Regions from separate parts of the Homo sapiens genome. Here all the other regions are linked to region 3. A link is an interaction called in ENCODE POLR2A ChIA-PET data of the cell type or tissue named here. Cell type or tissue: PC-9. All regions are shown on one strand.

The links. Peaks named below come from ENCODE experiments on the same cell type or tissue, not always from the same donor. Only the 100,000 strongest peaks of a DNase experiment are listed, where the experiment ranks them.
Region 1: POLR2A ChIA-PET joins it to region 3 with 25 read pairs; 12 of 35 experiments call an interaction of 5 or more read pairs at or near these places.
Region 2: POLR2A ChIA-PET joins it to region 3 with 14 read pairs; 15 of 35 experiments call an interaction of 5 or more read pairs at or near these places.
Region 4: POLR2A ChIA-PET joins it to region 3 with 31 read pairs; 11 of 35 experiments call an interaction of 5 or more read pairs at or near these places.
Region 5: POLR2A ChIA-PET joins it to region 3 with 31 read pairs; 11 of 35 experiments call an interaction of 5 or more read pairs at or near these places.
Region 6: POLR2A ChIA-PET joins it to region 3 with 24 read pairs; 18 of 35 experiments call an interaction of 5 or more read pairs at or near these places.

The regions. Positions count from the first base shown.
Region 1 is chr1:202,044,925-202,048,924 of GRCh38, forward strand. No RefSeq gene overlaps it. Among named protein-coding and RNA genes, the nearest start is that of ELF3, 36 kb to the left of the region's middle. In PC-9, no CTCF peak of the experiment used is centred here; DNase peaks (open chromatin) are centred at 1,537 and 2,257; H3K4me3 peaks cover 898 bases; H3K27ac peaks cover 3,986 bases.
Region 2 is chr1:201,997,554-202,001,553 of GRCh38, forward strand. It overlaps RNPEP (arginyl aminopeptidase), which reads left to right. Exons shown (of 11, transcript NM_020216.4): 5 at 1; 6 at 2,349-2,462; 7 at 3,823-3,935. ELF3-AS1 (ELF3 antisense RNA 1) reads right to left here. Exons shown (of 2, transcript NR_146472.1): 2 at 2,498-2,774. Among named protein-coding and RNA genes, the nearest start is that of MIR6740, 3.6 kb to the right of the region's middle. In PC-9, CTCF peaks have their summits at 2,290 (motif pointing right) and 2,491; a DNase peak (open chromatin) is centred at 2,268.
Region 3 is chr1:202,106,650-202,110,649 of GRCh38, forward strand. It overlaps LOC105371684 (a long non-coding RNA gene), which reads right to left and starts at 2,521. Exons shown (of 2, transcript XR_001738375.2): 1 at 2,321-2,521. RefSeq lists an enhancer at 1,265-2,238. In PC-9, no CTCF peak of the experiment used is centred here; DNase peaks (open chromatin) are centred at 422, 882 and 1,862; H3K4me3 peaks cover 664 bases; H3K27ac peaks cover 3,486 bases.
Region 4 is chr1:202,056,707-202,060,706 of GRCh38, forward strand. No RefSeq gene overlaps it. Among named protein-coding and RNA genes, the nearest start is that of ELF3, 48 kb to the left of the region's middle. In PC-9, no CTCF peak of the experiment used is centred here; DNase peaks (open chromatin) are centred at 455 and 1,695; H3K27ac peaks cover 3,808 bases.
Region 5 is chr1:202,032,555-202,036,554 of GRCh38, forward strand. No RefSeq gene overlaps it. Among named protein-coding and RNA genes, the nearest start is that of ELF3, 24 kb to the left of the region's middle. In PC-9, no CTCF peak of the experiment used is centred here; a DNase peak (open chromatin) is centred at 2,467; H3K4me3 peaks cover 356 bases; H3K27ac peaks cover 2,797 bases.
Region 6 is chr1:202,021,696-202,025,695 of GRCh38, forward strand. No RefSeq gene overlaps it. Among named protein-coding and RNA genes, the nearest start is that of ELF3, 13 kb to the left of the region's middle. In PC-9, no CTCF peak of the experiment used is centred here; DNase peaks (open chromatin) are centred at 716 and 1,516; H3K27ac peaks cover 2,599 bases.

The DNA of each region.
Region 1 (4,000 bases), 62 kb before region 3:
AGGTCTTTATTCAAATAACCCCTTTGCAGGATGACCTCCCTGGCAACCCCTCCACACACTTCCTGTAGTTCTCTTTCTCCCCAGCATTCATCATTATCTAATGTGTGAGATATTTGTGTATTTATCTTGTTTCACGTCTATCCCCCACTAGAATGGAGGCTAATGTGGGCAGGCAGTGGTCTGTTTTGTTCACTGATTTATCCCAGCCCCTAGAAGGGTACCCGGAACCTGGTGGATGGTCAAGGAATATGTGTTAACCAGGAGTGGTGACTCACACCTGTAATCCTAGCTATTTGGGAGGCTGAGGCAGAAGGATCACTTAAGCCCAAGAATTTGAGACCAGCCAGAGCAACACAGTGAGACAAAAAATAAATAAATGTTTGTTCTAAAAAAAGAAAGAAAGAAAGAAAGATTGATTTGTTGACTGCATGGAGTTTTGTTTGTTTGTTTGTTTGTTTTGAGACAGAGTCTAGCCCTGTTGCCAGGCTGGAGTGCAGTGGCACAATCTCGGCTCACTGCAACCTCCGCCTCCCGGGTTCAAGCGATTCTCCTGCCTCAGCCTCCTGAGTAGCTGGGATTACAGGCACACGCAGCCACGCCCAGCTAATTTTTATGTTTTTACTAGAGAGGGGGTTTCACCATGTTGGCCAGGATGGTCTCGATCTCCTGAACCTCATGATCTGCCCAATTCGGCTTCCCAAAGTGCTGGGATTACAGGTGTGAGCCACTGCGCCTGGCCAACTGCATGGAGTTTTTAAGATTTCCTATGGCCCAAGTACTCATAAGCATCCTGCATGGATTAACCCTGAGAGGCAGGTGGTATTATTATTCTCACTCTACCTGGGTTCCCACCTGATAATTGGTGAGGCCCTTTCAAATGTCCTTTGGCCTTCTATCCCCTGCCTTCTCTTGACTCCTTGAAGTGGGAAAATGAAACCTAAAGTGCCTCCCTCCCCAGAGTGGGCCATGTGGCGAACTCTATCCAATGTCTCAGCACCTGCCACTCTCTAGTTGCATCCTGGCCATAGGCTGAATGGGTAGGGAGTTCTCTGAGGCTGAGACCATGCTGTGAGGGAGGATAGGCGGGCCAGGGACAGTGCCAGCAACAGGGACCAGGGAGTGGTGGGAAGGTAAAATAAAGGCAGAGGAAACTTCTCCCAATTGAGGCACACCTACCCAAGGCCTCTGCCCCTACCCAGACTCCTGACTTTGACCTGCCTAAAATAAATCCGGGGTCTGCAAATGGCCTGGAGGCTGCAAATGGCCTGAAGGCTAGTGGTTGGAGGGCAAATAAAGGCAACTCATGGCACTGCATGCTGCCCCTTGGTGGGCAGGTCCCAGGTCCCAGGGTACCAGCCCCCCTGGGGTGTGATGTGGGCAGCCTCTGAGCTAAGTGAGGTGCAAACAAGAAACCTGGGTTGCCTTTGCCCTCTGTCCGCCCCTTGTCCTCTGTTTACATCCTCCCTTCCCGTAAATGAGTTGGGTGCTGGGCCCCACTGGCCCTGATCCAGACACACCTGTAGGACAGGTTGGGCAGAGCTCTTGGGGGTGGAGAGCGGGTGGCAGTACTGGCAGGTGTTTCAGGCCCTTGGGGAGCAAGCTCTGTTCCTTTCCATGGCAGTGCTGCTGCCAGGCTCTTGCTGCCTTGGGCCAGGAATTCTTGGCCAACTCCAAAAGGATGGGATGGCTCTAGGGGGGGCTACCTTGCCCAAGGAGTGCCAGGAAGTTGTGTTCAAGCCCTCAGAGGCAAGAGGACCAAAGGCTCTTTATCTTCAGTGGGCATTTCCCAGCAGAAATCTGAGGTCTAGAGCGAGACAGAGTAGAATTGACAATAAGATCCACACTTGAGCTGCTAGCTGCCTTGATGGGAGACCCCACTGTAACAAGATGTCCAGGAGGAGGTGGCGGTACTGGGCACCCTGGGTGGCTCTGCCTCTCTCTGGACTTTGTTCTGCAGTCAGGTCAGTTGAGGAAGCAAGAGTGAACCTGGAGTTTGGGTTTCTGGAAGGAGCAAGGGGGAAAGGCAGACTTGGGCAAGGGACATAGGTGTCAGATGAGGCAAGTCTGAGTCAGAAGGCAGAGCCTGTGTCCCAGAGGAAGAGAAACACCAGTGTCCAGCCTCCAGGCCACTTGCAGCCCCCAGATTTATTTTAGGCAGGTCAGAGTCAGGAGTCTGGGTAGGGGCAGAGGCCTTGGGTGGGTGTGTCTCAACTCAGAGAAGTTTCCTTTGCCACCAGAGGATTAACTGACCAAGTTTACCTAAGATGTGTTTTCCACCTGATCTCTTCTGTCTCTCTCAACAACAATGATGACTGTGTACTCAGTCAACAAATATGTAGTAACTGCTTACTATGTGCCCAGCCCTTTGCTGGGTGCTTAGATCACAGCTGTGTTCATTGGTGACTTTACCAATCCATGGCATCATCTCGGTGGGGCACTGTCCTGGTCAGCTCCTTCTCCCATTCCCTCCATCACTCCTCCACCCTCACCTGCAGCTCCTGCATCTCTTGACTCTCATCAAATGATCTTGCTGTCTTCTTCACGGGAAGGCCATGACCTCAAACAGGAAATCCTTCAGTTTCCCACCCTGCTGAATCTGTACCACCTTCCCTCCAGAGGAGTAGAAGAGGTGTCAACCCTGCCCCCGTGCTGGCGGTCCCAGTCCTGCTCAGCTTCTCTGGACAGGAGATTAGCACACAGAGGCTCAGCTCTAAGACCACCTAGAGGCCTGCTTTAGGGGGTCCTGCTGAGTAAGGCAGAGGCTCAGGGTGGCCACAGTGGAGAACTGCTGGCTTAGCCTGCTTCCTGCATTGTGCCTGAGATGCCTGTGGCAAAGCTTTGCAGTCCCCACACCTGATTCTGTATGTCCTGGGACACAATGACTTGGATTTCATCTTTTTTTTGTTTTTTCAAGCCAAAAATTAGGATTCAGTTTATTCCAACATTGAATGTATCAGGAAAACCAAAGATAAAGTGACAGAGGTACATTAGGCACACTGTATACAGATTTCATCTTTACTTGACCTTTGCCAAAGAACTATGCATATTCTGGTGATGGTGGTTTTCTTCAACAGATCTTTACGGGGAAGGCCCTCTCATTTCCTCCACACCTTTCCTCTAGTGAAAGCGTTCTCAACCTCCAAGGAGTGTTGGGATTGTCTCCCCAGGTCATATCATCTGTCATCCATATGGGCTGTTAGCTCTGCGATTTTTGTTCTCAGTCCCCAGGCTGTCTCTCAGCTCTAGAAGGAATTGTTCAAGGTCCTCCAGGTCCATGGCTCACTGCCTACTGCCTTTTCCTTTTAGGGTGGTAAATTATGGTAAAGTAAATATATGGGGAAACTAACAATAGATAAGGATTATTCAGGATTTTTTTTGAAACAGGGTTTCACCTGTCACCCAGGCTGGAGTGCAGTGGTACAATCTCGGCTCACTGTAACCTCTACCTCCCAGGTTCAAGAGATTCTTGTGCCTCAGCCTCCTGAGTAGGTGGGATTACAGGTTCCCACCACCACACTGGCTAATTTTTTTTTTTTTTTTTTTTTGAGACGGAGTTTCACTGTTGTTGCCCAGGCTGGAGTGCAATGGTGCGATCTTGGCTCACCACAACCTCCGCCTCCTGGGTTCAAGCGATTCTCCTGCCTTAGCCTCCTGAGTAGCTGGGATTACAGGCATGCACCACCACACCCAGCTAATTTTGTATTTTTAGTAGAGACGGGGTTTCTGTCCATGTTGGTCGGGCTGGTCTCGAACTCCCGACCTCAGGTGATCCGTCTGCCTCAGCCTCCCAAAGTGCTGGGATTACAGGTGTGAGCCATCGTACCTGGCCTTAATTTTTGTATTTTTTAGCAGAGATGAGGTTTCACCCTGTTGGCCAGGCTGGTCTTGAACTCCTGGCCTCAAGTGATCCACACACCTCAGCCTCCCAAAGTGCTGGGATTACAGACATGAGCCACCACTTCTGGCCCCAATATGTCACTTTTACAAAGGGAAACTTATG
Region 2 (4,000 bases), 110 kb before region 3:
GGTAAAGTGCCCACCCCTCTCCTAAGGAGTCTGCCTCCCATTCTTAACCTGTGGGGCCAGTGTGATCTCCTTATGGGGTTTCAGAATACAAGTGGGTGTGAAGAGACGAGGCAGTAGTGTGTATCCAACATTTTTCTGTATGTATGAATTGTCAAACCACACATGGTTTGACAACTGACTTTTTTTTAAAAAAACATTTCCCCAGGTCATTAGTTTTTTTTTTTTTTGAGACAGAGTTTTGCTCTTGTTGCCCAGGCTGGAGTGCAATGGCACGATCTCGGCTCACTGCAACCTCCACCTCCCGGCTTCAAGCGATTCTCCTGCCTCAGCCTCCCGAGTAGCTGGGATTACAGGCATGCGCCACCACACCTGGCTAATTTTGTATTTTTAGAAGAGACGAGGTTTCTCCATGTTGGTCAGGCTGGTCTCGAACTCATGACCTCAGGTGATCCAACCTCCTCGGCCTCTCAAAGTGCCAGGATTACAGGCGTGAGCCACCATGCCCAGCCCATTAGATTTTCTTCTATAGCTGCATATATGGATGTTTTTTAATTTACTGGTTGTTTCCAATTTTCCATTGAAATATGTTGACAAATTTCCTTACACATAAATGTCTATTCATATCAGATGATTTCAACAATGATAAATTCTTAGAAACATAATTTCTGGGTCTGAACTTTTTTTTTTTTTTTTTTTTTGAGACAGAGTCTTGTTCTGTTGCCAGGCTGGAGTGCAGCGTTGCAATCTCGGCTCATTGCAACCTCCACCTCCGTAGTTCAAGCAATTCTCCTGCCTCAGCTCCCCCACATCCCACTCCCTGTAGCTGGGATTACAGGCATGCACCACCATGCCCAGCTAGTTTTTATGTTTTTAGTAGAGACAGGATTTCGGCATATTGGCCAGACTGGTCTTGAACTCCTGGCCTCAAGTGACCTGCCTGTCTAAGCCTCCCAAAGTGCTGAGACAACAGCTGTGAGCCACTGCGCCCGGCCCTGAACGTTTTAAATTACATAGTCTTTTTAGTACATATTGTCCATTATCTTCCAGAAAGTTTGTACAAATTCTGTACTTTCATTCAGAATATATATAGCAAGAGCCTGTTTGTGAATATCTTAATCAGCCATTAGGAATCCTGCAAGCAAATATTTTTATCCCATTGTACAGTTGAAGAAACTGAGGCTGAGAGAGGCTAAGCCACTTACTCAGAGTCAAAACATCTAGGAAAGGGCAGAGCTGGCTGGTTCCAAAACCCTGTGCCCCACCCCTCCACTGTTCCCTCAGTCATTGTTTTTAATGCAGAAGGAGACTTAGAGATCCTTAAAAATTTGGGGTTGATAATTTCTTTTGTCTGACAGAAACAGTTAGATGAAAATAATTCTAAGTTTTCACAGAAGATCAAGTCATTGCCAGGCATGGTGGCTCACGCCTGAGGCAGGTGGATCACCTGAGGTCAGGAGTTTGAGACCAGCCTGACCAAAATGGTGAAACCCCCGTCTCTACTAAAAATACAAAAATTAGCCAGGCATCATGGTGTGTGCCTGTAGTCCCAGCTACTTGGTAAGCTGAGATAGGAGAATTGCTTGAATCCAGGAGGTGGAGGATGCAGTGAGCCGAGATCGTGCCACTGCACTCCAGCCTGGGCAACAGAGCGAGACTCTGTCTCAAAAAAAAAAAAAAAATCAAATCATTTTCTAAAAATAAGGCCGGGGGCTGGGCGTGGTGGTTCACGCTTGTAATCCCAGCACTTTGGGAGGCCAAGGCGGGCATATCACCTGAGATCAGGAGTTTGAGCTTGGCCAACGTGGTAAAGCCCCCTCTCTACTAAAAATACAAAAATTAGCTGGGCGTGGTGGTGCACACCTGTAATCCCGGCTACTCAGGAGGCTGATGCAGAAGAATCGCTTGAACCCAGGAGGAGACGGAGGTTGCAGTGAGCCAAGATCACGCCATTGCACTCCAGCCTGGGTGACAGAGTGAGGCTTTGTCTCAAAAAATAAAATAATAAAATAAATGAAATAAGATAAAATAAAAATACAGTACTTTGATAAGGAAAGGTAACTGTCAGAAAGGTGCGATTCCCCCAGTCCTCACTTAGGAGAGAGACCAACAGCCTGAGTTAACCAAGTCCTTTGTAGCCCACAGCAACAGGGAGCTAGGGACTGAGTCAGGCTCTCTGTAACTGTCCCTATTTGCCCTGGGTCCCCAGGAGGGTAATGTTATTAAGCTTCAGGTATCTGTCGCTGTTCTTCTTGAGGCCACAAGGAGGCAGCACAGTGTCTCTGTCAGGAAAATACACTTGGATGTGGTGACAGACGTTTTCCCGAGGCTTACGTTTGATTCTGCACCAGGCGCTGCGTACACCTGCTTGGAGGCTGCAACGGGGCGGGCTCTGCTGCGTCAGCACATGGACATCACTGGAGAGGAAAACCCACTCAACAAGCTCCGCGTGAAGATTGAACCAGGTCCAGGAGGCTCCTCTGTCTGACACCCACTCCCCTCAATTGAGCTTGGAGCCCCAAGTTAATGCGAACTTCATGTTGATCAGTGCACGCTTAGAATACTTTATTTGGAGGGAGGGGCACTCCAGAGCTCTTTGTAGCCAATTCTCTGGCCCCTGGGCTGACTGAACCCAAGCCATTGCAGCCAGATAGGAGTTCTGTCCAGTCTGTGCGGTTCGTGATGACTTCACCATTGCTTTGCATTTGCACAAGTCCATATCGTTTTACCAGGCTCTTTCGCATTCCTTCATGATCATCAGGGCAGATCTGTGGATTCTGTAGAATAAAAGCATTAGCCTTATTTTACAGAGGATGGGACTGAGTGCCAGACAAGTTAAGTGTCTTGTCCAGGTCATGTACCTAATCAGTGCATGACTGCAACTGAGATCCGGGTCCTCTCTCCAAATTCAGATCTTTTTACTTCCTAACATTTTCCTTCATTCCATGTGTGACTAATCTGAAACCTTTTTATGCAATTGAAGCTCATGTTCCTTGATGCCGTTAAGTTTGCAGATGAATTTCTTAGAGACGGGTAATTAGTTTTAGCCTGGAACAGCTGTAAAAACAACACATTGGCTGGGCATGGTGGTTCACGCCTGTAATCCCAGGTCAAAGCGGGTGGATCATGAGGTCAAGAGTTCGAGACCAGCCTAGCCAATATGGAGAACCCTGTCTCTACTAAAAATACAAAAATTAGCTGGGTGTGGTGATGCACACCTGTAATCCCAGCTACTGGGGAGGCTGAGGCAGGAGAATCGCTCGACCCCAGGAGGCAGAGGTTGCAGTGAGCTGAGATCGTGCCACTGCACTCCAGCCTGGGTGATAGAGCAAGACTCCGTCTTAAAAAAAAAAAAAAAAAAACATTGATCTGGGAGGGTAGGTTGAGTATTTAGGTGGTGACCAATAGGGATGGAAAAGACACAGCTTGGTGCTCAGTGGGAAATGCTGATGGAACCTACCCACACAAAGTGTATCCTGGGACTAAGGAAATGTGTCCGCTCCTCTGGAAGGCTGGTTTCTCTGTCTTCATATTAGATCCACAGTGAATGGCCCTCTGAGATCTTGGAAGTACCTTGAGAGAGGCCAATATCTGGAGAGAGATCTTGGCCTTGAGATAGAGATCTTAAGAGAGAGAGTCTTGGCCTTGAGAGAGTCCAAGATCTGGAGAGAGGCCAGGATCTGGACACCTTCTTGGCCTTGCTGTCCCTGGGGAAGCTGAATTCTGATCTCTTCCATCGCTAGTCTTTGACTGTGGAGCTAGAGAAGAACGTTACGGGTGACAGGCTACAAAAGCTCAAATCTTGTCTGCTTTCTCCTCTGCCAGGCGTTGACCCGGACGACACCTATAATGAGACCCCCTACGAGAAAGGTTTCTGCTTTGTTTCATACCTGGCCCACTTGGTGGGTGATCAGGATCAGTTTGACAGTTTTCTCAAGGTATAGTCACATGAGGGGAGAAGGAAGAGGAGCGGATAAAGCCACTGGGCCTGATCAAGGGTAGA
Region 3 (4,000 bases):
CATAAAACAGCTCCAAGTGGGCCCACCACCCTGTCCAGCTGCTGAGCTCAGCCCGCTGCCTCTCATCTCTTCCCATGGGTTTGTCTTCATTCACCCACTGCCCCTAGAGCAGCCCAGGCCCCGCCCTCAGCCTGAGGACCCTGTGCAGAGCTCAGCCAGTTCCAGGAGGGGAGGGCCTCTTGAAGGCAGTCGGGGGCCAGGGGAGCTGGTGCTCACATTGAGGAGCTGTGGAAGGCAGGCCTAGGCCCACACATCCTGTGCTAAGAAGAGAGGACAGGGTGTGGAAGGAGGGGTTGGAGTGGGAGACCCATAGCCTGATTCAGCCCCGAATGGAAAAGTGAAGTTATGGGGGGACTGAAAGGTTTGGTGACAGATACTGGGATGTGAGTCTGGAAAGCGGCTTTGAGTCATGGCTTGGCATCTACCCTCCCTTTGTGACCTTGGCCATGTCCATTGCCCTCTTATCCCCATCTGTACAAGGCAGGCGCCTCAGTGTTCCCATCTGTACAAGGTAGGGGCTCAGCTGGATAAGCCTAGGCTCCTTCTAACCCTGGCACTCTGTGGTTACCCAGGTGGGCATCCCCACCCCAGTGCCCAACCTTCCCCTATCCCCACTAGCTCCCGCATCTCCCCCATGGAGAAAAAGAAACCTCGCTGGGTCATGGAACATGGGAAGGGTTGGCAATTCCTGTGTGAGGCAGCCCAAGGCAACCTCGGAGCCCTCCTGCAGATACCCAGGGGGCCTGCCCCGCCCCTGGCCCAGGCTCCAGACCACAGAGCAGACAACAAAGGCAGGCAGGTGGAAAATTCCCTCTGGCTCTCCGCCCAGGCACCCTGGATGGCAACTGTGCCAGCCTGGGCGGGCAAGAGCCGGGAGTCCAGGATACCAACAGGCAGCCTGGCAGCCCCAGGGAGCTGATAAGGGGCCTGTCAAGGTCTCCCCAGTTCAATTGCCCCCCACTGCTCAGACACAGAAATTGTATTCTACTCAGGTGGACAAACAGGTGGGAGGAGGAGGATGGGGAAATATGTGGTTGTTTGAACTTCTCAGAAGTTGTAGCCCTGAGCCAAGAAGATTATGCCAACTCCTCCCACTACCCTGAGCTGAGTGGTCCCTGGGACTCTTAATGGAGGACCGGGGGCTGCAGCTAGTTTGGCGGACAGACAGAAAACGGATTTCGTCAAGTGTTCCTGTGCCTGCTGGGCTCCTGCTGGCTGCTGGTCTCTGCCCTGTGACCTTGGGCAGTGTGTATGCTCCTGGAGGGCTTGCTTTGCCCATCTCTCACCCTGGAATAACTGTCTGGGTCCTGCTCCCTGGAAGGGCATGAAGCCACACCCATGTAAGGCCTAGGAGAAGTGAAAAGCCCTGTGTGTACATGTGACTTGAGGCCGGGAGGCAGACCACTCCCAGAGCCTGCATGTTCAAGGATTCCTTGCATCTGGAAAGCCAAGACAGGGACCCCTCCTGCCTGCCTCTCTTCTGCTTTCTGCTCCGACCCCCTGAGCTGGTTACCATGGCAACAGTTCCCTGCCTATCTCTCCAGAGGCCTTTCACAGAATCCAGAGTTGGTTTCTACAATGTTTACCCACAAACACTTTCTTGTTGCCAGTCAGTTCGGATGGCACTTCCAGAACTGAGGAAATACCTTTGTGACTTCGCCAGGTCACAGCCAGCTGGCCCCTGGAATCACTCCCCAGTAGGGTGCCATCCTTCGGGCTCTGGAGAGCTGAGGAGTCAGGGTGTGGCCAGGTCAAGGTGAACCACATGCTGCTGGGAAAACTACCCAAAGGGCACGTCCCACTGACCCGCAGTCAGCAGCCTGCAAGCGTCATTGCCTCTACAGGGAACATTGTCCGTCTAGGCTGGCAGAAGAAGGCCCTAAAGATAAGGCAGGGCATGAACCCAACTCCATGACAGCCAATTAGCTCCACTCCAAGAACCCAACCGCTGTGACTCACTGACAGCCAATCAGGAGGCCCAGGGCCAGATACTTTTTTCAGCTAGACACACCTGTAACCTGCTAGCCATCTGTTGAACCACACCCCTGCCCCAACCATTCTAGAAAGAAATATAAATCTCTTTTACAGCTGTAAATGGAGAGCTCTGTAACTCTAATATGGAGGGAGATACACGCTGATCTATATTGAGCTCAGAGACAGACACAAATGCATAAACATGCACCTGCACAGATGAAAATCTAGCTATCAGCCCTGCTCCTTCCTGCCTCCACCAAGGTCACCACCATCTCTATTCTCCTCCACCCTCCTGGGTCAGAAATTGGCAAAAGAGAAAAGGACATTGCAAGAGACCTAAATATACCTTTCCAGTGCACAGTGGCAGCTTTCTGTGAACTGTTAGGCCAACAGTGGTCCAGACATTTTCCCTCATCCTCTGCAAAAAACAACAAAACCAAACAAAAACATTGACTGGGCATCATTCGTAGGTTTACCTGGGAATACTAGTGCTTGGAGGGGACTGAGAGTACCCCTAGCAAAGCCCCATTTTACGGATGAGGGCTAGGCCCAGAGGGAGGGTTTCTCCTTCCAGAGGAGGGCTCAGTGCTCGTGATTGTTGGCAAGGGCATCTTGCCAAAGTTCCAGGATCCAGGTCAGATATTGGCCCCATGGTCCCACCCTGGAGGATTTCCTGTAGGGGGGTGCCCCCCAGCTGGCCACAGTGGATCAGGCATGTCCAGAGGGAGACCTGGGAAAGGGGCACTATGCTTGTGTGTCCTCCAATCTTCCTACTCTAGGCCCTGCCCAAAGGCTGGGAGAACAGGGATCTTCTGTTGACTATGAGGGAAAAATGCTAGTTCATAGGTCCTAGTTGAACTAGCGCCTATGATTCCGGGGTCTCTGGGATGCCTGGGATCATGGCAGCATGGCCCAAGGTCCTGCAGCAATTTGAGTCAGAGCCACATTACCAGGCTGCAGGACAGCAAGCCAAGACCCCCCAGCCTGGGAGTTTCAGGGTCTATGAACTAGCGCCTAGGTGCTAGATGAACTAGCATTTCAGTGCTCTATGCCAGAGGGACCTCAATAGAGGGAGATGCAGACAATCCAAACTTGTTTCAGTGTAACCCTCAAATTTTCGAGCCCTCCAGATGCAGGGCACTCATACTACCCAGTATTGAGACTCTAGACATGACCTTGACTGAAGGCTGCCACGTCTTCAAGCAGAGACCTGCTAAAAACGAAAACAACTTATATGCATGAAGTGCATACTTTGTGTCAGGAATTATGCTAGGCACTGGGGAGACAGACATGACCTAGGTTCCCAGGCCCCTGCAGGTTGTTCTCATGTAGGGTGTATAGGGTAGTTTCAGCAAAGGGCCTCCCTCAGCCCGCAAGGCCACAGGCCCCCAAACGGGCAAAACACTGCCCCTGCAGATTCACAGGACTTTTGTGCTGGTTTAGACAGGAGAGAAACAGAATGAACCCCAGGAAGATTCAGAGGGGTCAAGATCTGACCCCTACAGCCAAGGACAGCCAGAGGTAGGAGGACCTTTGCTCATGGGTAGAAATCATTCTATTCATGCATAAATCAAGTCTCACCCAAGATGTTGGGCAGCCAGCTTGGCCTTGCCTGTTCTAGGGAATAGAGGCTGGGCTCCGATTCCAGAGCTAGGGGCTGGGGTGGGATCTCTGAGTCTTTTTTTTTTTTTTTTTTTTTGAGACAGAGTCTCACTCTGTCACCAGGCTGGAGTGCAGTGGCACGATCTTGGCTCACTGCAACCTCCGCCTCCCAGATTCAAAAGATTCTCCTGCCTTAGCCTCCCAAGAAGCTGGGATTACAGGCGTGCGCCACCATGCCCAACTAACTTTTATATTTGTGGTAGAGACGGGGTTTCAACATGTTGGCCAGGATGGTTTTGATCTCGGCCTCCCAAAGTGCTGGGATTATAGGCATGAGCCACCATGCACAGCCTTGTAGTTTTAGCAGAGACGGGGTTTCACCATGTTGGTCAGGCTGGTCTCGAACTCCTGACCTCCAGTGATC
Region 4 (4,000 bases), 50 kb before region 3:
AGGGATGGGCCGAGGCTGGCACTGATGCTAGACTTCCGTGCACAGGGCAAGTATGGACAAGCCCCAAGTGGCTTTGTGAGGCCCACACAGTGAAGCTTGGGAAATGGGAAGTGGGGCTGCGCCCAGATTCTGGTATCTATGACAACTAAGGCCGCTGCACATCCTCATGGCTCTCCCAGAGACCTCAGGTGAGGCCCTTCTGTGTTCCTCAAGCACCCATGCCACCTGCGGGGTGGGGCAGGACCCTCCTACCCAGCCCTGGGCCTCCTGGGGAACCATGGGTGCACAGGGGTAACCTGAGCCAGCCTCTCTGGGGCATGGGCGGGCGTGGTGGCGTGGGCCTGGCGCCAGAGAGTGGAGCAGAATGTCAGCTCTGTGAGCCGCACCGGGTGCCAGCACTCTGCAAACAGACTCTAGTCACCAGATAGACTGGAGTCACGAACCTAACAAAGCGCTCAGCTGGGCAACTGTAACTGCAGAGGGCGGGGCCGCACAGTGCTGCCTAGTGCCTCCTGCCTTGATCTGGTCAGGGTCATGGGAGGAGACAGGTTCCCCAGGAGGGCCCATTAACAAGATTAATTGGGGTGGCCTGGGGGACTCTGGGATGCTCACTGGAAACATATCCTGGGGGAATGAGGTAGGTGGGGAGCCAGGAAAACTGCCCCGTCTGGTTTCCTTCCCTACAGCCCTTTATCTGGAGAGACAAGCTCTACTATACTACAAGGGGTTAATTTAAGAAGGGGTTGCTGGGCATGGTGGCTCATGCCTGTAATCCCAGCTCTTTGGGAGGCCGAGGTGGGTGGATCACTTGAGGTTAGGAGTTTAAAATCAGCCTGGCCAACATGGTGAAACCCCATCTCTTCTAAAAAAACAAAAATTGCCGGGCAAGGTGGCTCACACCTATAATCCCAGCACCCTGGGAGGCCGAGGCGGGTGGATCATCTGAGTTCAGGAGTTCGAGGCCAGCCTGGCCAACATGGTGAAACCCTGTCTCTACTAAAAATACAAAAATTAGCCAGGTATGGTGGTGCACGTCTGTAATCCCAGCTACTCAGGAGGCTGAGGCATGAGAATCACTTGAACCTGGGAGGCAGAGGTTGCAGTGAGCTGAGATCACGCCACTGCACTCCAGCCTGGACAACAGAACGAGACTCCATCTCAAACAAACAAAACAACATCATATTAAAAAGAAAACCCGGGCCTATTTTTTTTAAAGACCCACTGCAGAAGTGACCCTTCTCATTGGTGGCTGGTGAAATTGTTCTTGCCAAGGTTTGGTATGACCAGGTAAAAAGCTTTCAATGCTCAAAGTGAGGAAGCACAGAAGTCATGTACCCTGCATTGTAGCTGACCAGAAGGTAAATCAAGAACCACTGAGCATGGTTGGGTGCTGTGGCTCATGTCTGAAACCCTTGCACTTTGGGAGGCTGAGGCAGGAGGATCGCTTGAGCCCAGGAATTCGAGACCAGCCTAGCAACATAGCGAAACCCTGTCTGTACAAAAAAAACTAAAAAATTAGCTGGGTGTGGTGGTACATGCCTGTGATCCCAGCTACTCAGGAGGCTGAGGTGGGATGATCACTTGAGCCTGGGAAGTTGAGGTTGCAGTGAGTCATGCTCACACCACTGCACTCCAGGCTGGGCCACCCTGTCTCAAAAAACAAATAAAAAACAGGAACCACTGAGCATAGGTCACTGGAAGGGAGATTTTGTCTTAATAGAAGAATTCCAACAAGGGGATGGGCAATTTTCTGAGAAGGGGACATGGGTGTTTGTTCATGCAAAGCCTGGATGTCAAAGGAACAAACAAAGTCTGGGGAACCAACCAATCTCATTGCCAGCTACCAATGTGGACCATGCCTGCTGCAGTTACACCCACAGTGCTGTAATTCTCAGTCCCTCTGGTCATCTCTGTTCTCCTACAAGCCCAAGCCTACTGTGATGGGGTTTCCTCTCCCTTGATCTACCCTCCTACTGTCTCCCCACCCTCCACCAAACACTCTTCACTTTCTGGCCTCAGTTAAATTTAGCCCAGCCCTGAGGGTGCTGCTTCCCTTGGAGCCTGTGTAGCCTGTGAAATCCAGTCATGCCCTCAGGGGCCAGAGGTGAGGCAGACTGTCTTCCCTGTCATCTCAGTAACTGTGACTTCCATCTACTAGGTTGCTGTAACCAAAAATCAAGATGTCATCCTTGATTCTTCTGTATCCCTCATTCCTCCTTTTTTTTTTTTTAAGATGGAGTCTCACTCTATCACCCAGGCTGGAGTGCAGTGACGCGACCAGAGCTCACCACAACCTCCACCTCCCAGGTTCAAATGATTCTCCTGCCTCAGCCTCCCAAGTAGCGGGGACAACAGGTGTGTGCCACCACGCCCAGCTAATTTTTGTATTTTTAGTAGAGACAGGGTTTCACCGTGTTGACCAGGCTGATCTCGAACTCCTGACCTCAAGTGATCCGCCTGCCTCAGCCTCCCAAAGTGCTGGGATTACAGGTGCAAACCACCATGCCTGGCCGCCTTAGTGTACTTCTATCTTCGAACATCGTTCTGGGCATTTACTGTGCCCTTTCAACCTGAAAACTGAAGGATATTTAGTTCAGTTTTTGGAAATTTGCTTGGATTGTTTCAGTGGTTTTTTGTTGTTGTTGTTTTTTTTGAGACGGACAGAGTCTCACATTGTCACCTAGGCTGGAGTGCAGTGGCGCGATCTCAGCTCACTGCAAGCTCTGCCTCCCGGGTTCATGCCATTCTCCTGCCTCAGCCTCCCGAGTAGCTGGGACTACAGGCGCCCGGCACCACGCCCGGCTAATTTTTTGTATTTTTAGTAGAGACGGGGTTTCATCGTGTTAGCCAGGATGGTCTCGATCTCCCGACCTCGTGATCTGCCCGCCTCAGCCCCCCAAAGTGCTGGGATTACAGATATGTGCCACTACGCCCAGCTAATTTTTGTATACTCTTTGCTCTTTCAAGAACCCCTATTTATCAGAAGTTGGGCTCTTCACAGCAAATTGTCTAATTCTCTTTTCTTTCCTGTTTGCATCTTGTTGTCTTTCAACTCTAATTTCTGGAAGATTTCCTCAACTTTGTTTGTAACCCTTTATTGAGTTTATATTTTCTGTTTTCATGTATCTAATTTCCAAGAGCTCTTTTTATGTTTTTGGTTATCGTGGGGGTTTTTTTGAGGCAGGATCTCCCAGACTGGAGTGCAGTGGCGCGATCACGGCTGACTGCAGCCTCCACCTCCCAGGCTCAGGCAATCTTTCTGCCTCGGCTGCCCAAGTAGCTGGGACTACAGGGACATGCCATCATGTCCAGCTAATTATTTTTGTTTTTTTGTAGAGATGAGGTCTTACTTTATTGGCCAGGCGGACCATGTCCTATACATGTTATTTTTTTACAGCATTCTACTCTTGTGCCTTTGTTTTCTATTGTTGCATAACAAATTACTCCAAAAGATAGAGACTTAAAAAAAAAATGAACATTCATTGTTTTACAGGTTCTTTTCTTTTCTTTTTTTGAGGCAGAATCTTGCTGTTTCACCCAGGCTAGCTAGAGTGCAGTGGCGTGATCTCAGCTCACTGCAAACTCCACCTCCCAGGTTCAAGCAATTCTCCTGCTTCGGCCTCCCCAGTTGCTGGGATTACAGGCGCCTGCCACCATGCCCAGCTAATTTTTGTATTTTTTAGTAGAGATGGGGTTTCACCATCTTGGCCAGGCTGGTCTTGAACTTCTAACATCATGATCCACCTGCCTCGGCCTCCCAAAGTGCTGGGATTACAGGCATGAGACACCGTGCCTGGCCTTTTTTATTTTTTTGAGACGGAGTCTCACTCTGCCGCCCAGGCTGAAGTGCAGCGGCGCAATCTTGGCTCACTGCAACCTCTGCTTCATGGGGTCCAGTGATTCTCCTGCCTCAGCCTCCCGAGTAGCTGGGATTACCAGCATGCCCCACCATGCCCGGCTAATTTTGTATGTTTAGTAGAGATGGGGTTTCACTATGTTG
Region 5 (4,000 bases), 74 kb before region 3:
GCTTGAGGCCGAGAGTTTGAGACCAGCCTGGTCAACATAGGGAGACTCCGGTCTTGGCTCACACCTGTAATCCTAGCACTTTAGGAGGCCTAAGGAGGATCGCTTGAGGCCGAGAGTTTGAGACCAGCCTGGTCAACATAGGGAGACTCCGGTCTCTACAAAAAATTTTTAAAAGTTAGCAAGGGCTGGGCACAGTGGCTCATGCCTGTAATCCCAGCACTTTGGGAGGCTGAGGGAAGCAGATCACTTGAGGCCAGGAGTTCAAGACCAGTCTAGCCAACATGGTAAAACCCTGTCTCTACTAAAAATACAAAAATTAGCTGGGCGTGGTGGTGCACACCTGTAGACCCAGCTACTCAGGAGGCTGAGGCAAGAGAATCGCTTGAACCAGGAGGCAGAGGCTGCAGTGAACCAAGACTGTGCCACTGCACTCCAGCCTGGGCAACAGAGCGAGACTCCGTCTCAAAAAACAACAAAACAAACTTAAGTCATGGTGGCGCACGCTTGTACTCCTCGCTACTCAAGAGGCTGAGGCAGGAGGATGGCTTGAGCCCAGGAGAGAAAGGCTGTAGTATGCTATGACTGCACCACTACGCTCCAGCCTGGGCAACAGAGCGAGACCCAGTCTCTCTCTCTTTTTTTTTTTTTTTTTTGAGATGGAGTTTCACTCTTTGCCCAGGCTGGAGTGCAATGGTGCGATCTCAGCTCACTGCAACCTCCACCTCCCAGGTTCAAGCAATTCTCCTGTCTCAGCCTCCCAAGTAGCTGAGATTACAGGCACCCACCACCATGCCCAGCTAATTGTTGTATTTTTAGTAGAGATGAGGTTTCACCATGTTGGCCAGGATGGTCTCGATCTCTTGACCTCGTGATCCACCCGCCTCAGCCTCCCAAAGTGCTGGGATTACAAGCGTGAGCCACCATGCCCAGCAAGACCCAGTCTCTTAAAAAAAAAAAAAAAACAGCAACAAAAGGAGAGTGGGAGGCTGGGGGAGGGATAGCATTAGGAGAAATACCTAATGTAAATGACGAGTTGATGGGTGCAGCAAACCAACATGGCACATGTATACCTGTGAAACAAACCTGCATGTTGTGCACATGTACCCTATAACTTAAAGTATAATAATAATAAAAAAAAACACAAAAATAATTGTAACCCATTGCCCACCCTAGCCCTGCCCGCCTTCCTATCTTCTTTCTTGGTTTTATTTTTCTCCATAGCATTTATCATGCTCAGACACACAAAATATTTATCTATTTTTGCTGTTTGTAATTGTCTTTCTCCCCCCACTAAAATGAACACTCCGTGAGGGCATGGCATTTTGCCTGCTTTGCTCACAATGTGTATCCCACTGAAGACATCCAATAAACAATTTATCGAATAAATGAATGCATCTACCTGATACCTCATCAAGAAATTGATGACCACTAATTATCATCTTTGAACCTCTGATTGGTGACCTCTGGCAAGGCTGAGGACCTTTAGCTCTAATCAATGGGCAAAAGGTTGACCTCTTTGCTACTGATTGGCTTTTCCTTTTCATTATACCCTTGGGCTGGATGGGGAAGCTGTGTGAATCAACGCTTCATAAGCCTTCCTCTCTGAGAACTAGGGCTTCCAAGGAATTGGATATGAAAAGGCAGAGAGGAAGGAGGAGGATATGAGATGCCAGACGGGGGAGGGTGGGGGGGACAGGTCCCAGAAGAGGTCAGCTGGGACCCAGGCAGGATGGCATTGTGGCTGCGGGTGCCAGAGTCAGCCTGCCTGGGTTAAGGTCCTCAGTCAGCCTTGACTGCTGGGTAATCCGTGGTAAGTACCCACTGCTCCTGCCTCAGCTTCCCCACCTCTCACATGTGGTTGATCCTCACAGCCATCTCTTGGGGTTGTTCTGAAGATGAAATGAGATCATCTATGTAAGAAGCTGGCACTTAAAAGCACAGAGAGGGCACCAAGGAACGTATGGTCTGTCCTTATTTGGGGAATGGGGGTGGAAGGCGCCCAGCAGGGCATGGGGCGTGGTATGGCAGAGCCAGGACTAAGGGTCTGTAGCCTCCTAAATCAGGGCTTTCTCCGCAGGATTTCCCATGTTCTCACCATCTACAGAGTCACTCCCCTCCACCCTGCTGCCCCGTTCCACCAAGTGGCCCTCACACTAGGTGGAGGAGCCCTCACAGATCTCTTTCCTTCAGCCTGCCGTTCTTTCTGCAGCACCAGGGCCCTGGGACCAGCTGGTGGTTTCCACCAGAGCAGCCTCGGGGTGAATTTAGTCAGGAATGTGCCCTCAGCTCAAGAGAACCCTCCCCAACCTTCCACTCCCCATACCCACCCCCGACCGCAGGTTCCCCACCCACCCGTGGCCTGGCCAGCAGCAACCTCCACTAGCTCGCTAGCTCAGTGACGGTGACGTCAGCCCTGCAGTGCAGGCTGGGCTGGTTTACCCGCAAGTTTCACCTCTCCCTGGGGAGACTGGATTACCTCACCCTGGGAGCAGAGTGAATGATTAACCAGCTTCATCCTGGAGGGCCTCAAAGGCCCGTCCTGGGGTGTAGGCCTACAGGGCAAGGGGCTGCATGGTCACATACCCTAGTATGCGGGTTCACATACCCCAGCCGGGGCTGGGGTATGTGACCGCCCCGTCCTTGGCCACTGCCCTCTTATCTGCATCACTGCTCACAAGTGTCATAAAAATTTGTCTACAGCATATATAAATATACATATGACGTGGAAGGCTTCCGATGGCAAATAACATTTTCCATTTTGCCTAAGCTTGGGTGGCTTTTTATTCATCTATTGTTGTTTTAAGTACACATTTCCATCTAAACTTAGATGTATGTTTAGGCTGGCCGCGGTGGCTCATTGCCTGTAATCCCAGTACCTTTTAGGGGGTTGAGGCGGGTGGATCATTTGAGGCCAGCAGTTCAAGACCAGCCTGGCCAACATGATGAAACCTCGTCTCTACTAAAAAATACAAAAATTAGCTGGGTGTGGTGGCAGGCGTCTGTAATCTCAGCTACTCGGGAGGCTGAGGCAGGAGAATCACTTGAACCTGGGAGGCGGAGGCTGCAGTGAGCTGAGATTGCACCATTGCACTCCAGCCTGGGCAACAGAGTGACATTCTGTCTCAAAAACAAAAACAAAAACAAAACAAAAAAAATAAACTTAGATGTATATTTAAAAATTGCTTTTTACCCCTGAAGGTCTCAGCATCCTACCTGCTCTATTCATTAGTGTTTAGATTACCCATGACACCAGAAGGACTTCCCAACCCAGAAAAAGATCCAGGAGTTGATATAAAATATAGAACTACTATAATATTAGCAACTTGGAGCAGCAAGTTCTTGACTTGGGAAAGTAGGAATTCCTCTCATTAAGAGATGTTTGCCCACAGGGAATGCTGCATAGAAAAGAATTTGGCTGGAACTCTTTTTTTCCACTATGACTCCATTCACACTTGAATTGTTTCCTTTTACTTTTCTTTTTCTTTCTTTCTTTTTTTTTTTTTTTTTTGAGACAGAGTCTCGCTCTGTCACCCAGGCTGGAGTGCAGTGGCATGATCTCAGCTCACTGCAACCTCCGCCTCTCAGGTTTAAGCGATTCTCCTGCCTCAGCCTCCAGAGTAGCTGGGATTACAGGCGCGCACCACCATGCCCGGCTAATTTTCACATTTTTAATAGAGATGGGGTTTTGCCATGTTGGCCAGGCTGGTTTTGAACTGCTGACTTCAACTGATCCACCTGTCTGGGTCTCCCAAAGTGCTGGGATTACAGGCGTGAACACAGCATGTTTCCGTTTTCAAAATAAGATATGTCCTAATTGCTGTGAATTTTTAAAAGAGAATTATTTTCCATGACACATTCTGTTTTCAGATGTACTGACTTTAGGAGTTGGTAAATAGTCCTCTAGCAATGCAAATGCAAATTATATATTAAAATATGAATTTTTTTCTCCAGAAACATCACAAGATTCTGGATTTTTAAAATCATAAAGCTAACAAATTAT
Region 6 (4,000 bases), 85 kb before region 3:
ACTCCCTACATCATAACTACCAGTGATTTGTAGGACAGAGCACTCAATGTAGAACACTCTTCACTTTGCAGATGAGGAAACTGAAGCTCAGAAAAGAAAGGTAACTTGCTCAAAGTCACAAATCATGTTGAATGGAGCCTGAGCTTCATGTTGACAGCTGACCGCTTACTGAGTATCTACTAGGTGCCAGGCAATGTGTCAAGTTATTGCTTTACATACATCATTCATTCTCTCTGTGTTCATTAACTGTCTGCTGTGTGCATGGCTCCATGCTGTGTGCAGAAGACCCAGTAGGGAAGAGGTCACCCAGGGGGAGTAGGAAGCCTAGGCTATGGCCTGGCACGGTGGCTTATACCTGTAATCCCAGCACTTTGGGAGGCTGAGGCGGGTAAATCACCTGAGGGCAGGAATTTGAGACCAGCCTGGCCAACATGGCGAAACCCCATCTCTAGTAAAAATACAAAAATTAGCCGGGCGTGGTGGCGGGTGCCTGTAATCCCAGCTACTTTGGAGGCTGAGGCAGGAGAATCACTTGAACCCGAGAGGAGAAGGTTGCGGTGAGCCGAGATCACACCACTGCACTCCAGCCAGGCGACAGAGTGAGATTCCATCTCAAAAAAAAAAAAAAAAAAAAATTCCTGGTGCAGTGGCTCAGGCTTGTAATCCCAGCACTTTGGGAGGCTGAGGCGGATGAATCATGAGGTCAGAAGTTCAAAACCAGCCTGGCCAAGATGGTGAAACCGCGTCTCTACTAAAAATACAAAAAAATTAGCCGGGTATGGTGGCAGCTGCCTGTAATACCAGCTACTCGGAAGGCTGAGGCAGATAATTGCTTGAACCTGGGAGGCAGAGGTTGCAGTGAGCTGAGATCATGCCACTGCACTCCAGACTGGGTGGCAGAGTGAGACTCCATCTCAAAAAAAAAGAAAAGAAAAGAAAGAAAGCCTAGGCTAGAGCCTAGGAAATTCCAAAGACATCTATATAAACCTCTCAACAAGGTAGAGGATAAGTGCCTCATTTCACAGATGAGCAAACTGAGGCTTCAGAGAGGTTAAGAAAAGCTTAAGCTCTCAGAGATAGTAGTAAGTTTAGGAAACCGGAGCTTGAACCCTGCCTTCTTTCTTCAATTCCACAGCTGACTCTGCTTTGAGAGGTGCTGAGCAACACAAATGTCTCCGCTGTATGGGTGCCTAAAACCCCACCATTAGATGTGCAGTTTGAGGAATGCCCTATGGATATACAAACATGCCTGGGGTGGAGGGTGGATTCAATGAGCATTGCTTTCCAGGGACCCTTGGATCCTGCAGGGTGGATGGAAAGTGAGTTTTCAGTTCTTCAGAACCTCACAGTGGCCAACCCTTGGGAGCATTGCCCTCTCATTCTTATCCTACGCTCCTCCTCCTCCTCCTTCTTCTGCTACGTGCAGGGCTGGGCTGGGGCACCAGCAGCAGCAATTAGCCCAGCTCAGCCGCCCGTTACTGGAACCTGCATGTCAACTCTGGAGCTGATCCAAGAAACCACACCCAGTGTCCTGCATGACTCAACCTCACCTGCCCCCTCCACACCTGCCAGCCTCAGTGACCCAGGCCATAGTGCCCAGGGGAAAGTCCCAGCATCCTTTGGTCAATCCTCATCTACTCCATGTGTTTGTAAGGCCAGCTGGGATTTAGAGTCTTTGTATCACAGGCTTGATTCCGGGCTGATTTCTAGCCAGGAGAGAATGCTCCAGGCGGAGCAAATGCTGGGGTTTGGAAAACTAGACTCTCCATGGCAAATGCAGACAGATGGACCTCCTCTTCACTATCATTGCTTGAAACACGAACAGCTTAAGGCCATGGGAGATATTACTTTTCATATGTCAAATTGGCAAAGAATTAAAGAATGCCCCTGATGTCTAGAGCTGGTGAGGATGTGAAGAAACTCAAACTTGACAAAAACCACTCGTCAAGGTGTGAATTGAGAGACACTTTTTTTTCGAGATGGAGTCTTGCGCTGTCGCCCACGCTGGAGTGTAGTGGTGCAATCTCAGCTCACTGCAACCTCTGCCTTCCAGATTCAAGCAGTGCTCCTGCCTCAGCCTCCCCAGTAGCTGGGACTACAGGCACACCACCACGCCCGGCTAATCCGCTTGCCTTGGCCTCCCAAAGTGCTGGGATTACAGGCATGAGCCACAGTGCCTGGCCGAGAGACATTTTCTTTCTTTTTAATTTTTTAATGTTTATTTTTATATATTTTTAAACTTTTTTTTTTTTTGAGATAGGGTCTTACTCTATCACCTAGGCTGGAGTGCAGTGGCATGATCATGGCTCACTGTAGCCTTGAGCCTCCCCCACCCCCAGGGCCCAAGTGATCCTCCCATCTCAGCCTCCCAAGTAGTTGGGACCGCAGTCATGTGCCACCGCACCCAGCTAATTTTTTAATTTAATTTTATTTTTGTAGAGACAGGAGTCTCACTGTGTTGCCCAGGCTGGTCTTGAACTCCTGAACTCAAGCTATCCTGCCTTAGCCTACCAAAGTGTGGGGACTACAGGTGTGAGCGGGATATGCTTTCTAAAGAACTATTTCACAGATTGTTTAAAAGCCTTAAAAAACATGCATATGTCTTTACACAGCAATTTCATGTCTAAGAATTTTTCCAAGAAAAATAATTGGAAAAGTGCACAAAGATATATGTACAAGGATGCTCGTTGTGGTGGTGTTATAACTGAAGACAAAAGCTAGCAACCCATGTCAACCAAAAGAGGACTGGTGGCTGCTCTGTCTATGGAATAGCCATTCTTTTATTTCTTTACTTCTTTTTTTTTTTTGAGATGGAGTCTCACTCTGTCACCCAGGCTGGAGTGCAGTGGCGAGATCTCGGCTCACTGCAAGCTCCGCCTCCCGGGTTGACTCCATTCTCCTGCCTCAGCCTCCAGAGTAGCTGGGACTACAGGCGCCTGCCACCATGCCCAGCTAATTTTTTGTATTTTTAATAAAGACGGGGTTTCACCGTGTTAGCCAGGATATTTCTTTACTTTCTTAATAATCTTCCTTTCACTTAAAAAAAAAAAGGATTGGTGACAGAGTCTCTCTGAACCTATTCTGGTTCAGGGCATGCTTTAAAAAAATTTATAAATAGGGCTGGGCATTGTGGCTCAAGTCTGTAATCTAAAATTTATAAATAGGGCTGGGCATTGTGGCTCAAGCTCTTTGGGAGGCTGAGGCAGGAGGATCACTTGAGCCCAGTTCCTGACTAGCCTGGGCACATAGCAAGACACCATTTCTAAAAATAGAAATACATAAAAATTTATAAGTAAATTTTTAAAGAAGGATTGGTGAAACAAACTACAATAGAGATATTTATTCAAATATTAGCCAGTCATTAAAGTGATGCTATGGAGCTATATTTACTGACATGTAGCATTGTCCATGATATATTAAGTGAAAAAAAAGTAGGTTTGTACTCATTTTGTATATAATGATTCTACCTTGTATAATGTTAGTGGTTATCTCTGGGTGGTATGAAACATATATTTTCTGAAAAAAGTTAAATAGAGCATATGTTATCATAAAAAAGTAAGCTATGTTCCATTTTGGGAAAGAAAAAAAAAAAAGCATCAATGGGACTGAAGAAAAGCTTCCAAAGGCTGTTATTTACATCTCTACAACATTTTAAAAGTGTCTCTAGGCCGAGCGCGGTGGCTCACGCCTGTAATCCTCGCACTTTGGGAGGCCGACGTGGGCAGATCACAAGGTCAGGAGTTCAAGACCATCCTGGCTAACACGGTGAAACCCTGTCTCTACTAAAAATACAAAAAATTAGCCAGGCTTGGTGGTGGTGGTGGTGGTGGTGGGCGCCTGTAGTCCCAGCTACTTGGGAGGCTGAGGAAGGAGAATGGTGTGAACCCGGGAGGTGGAGCTTGCAGTGAGCCAAGATGGCACCACTGCACTCCAGCCTGGGCGACAGAGCGACACTCTGTCCCAAAAAAAAAAAAAAAAAAGGATCTCTAGGGCCAGGCTT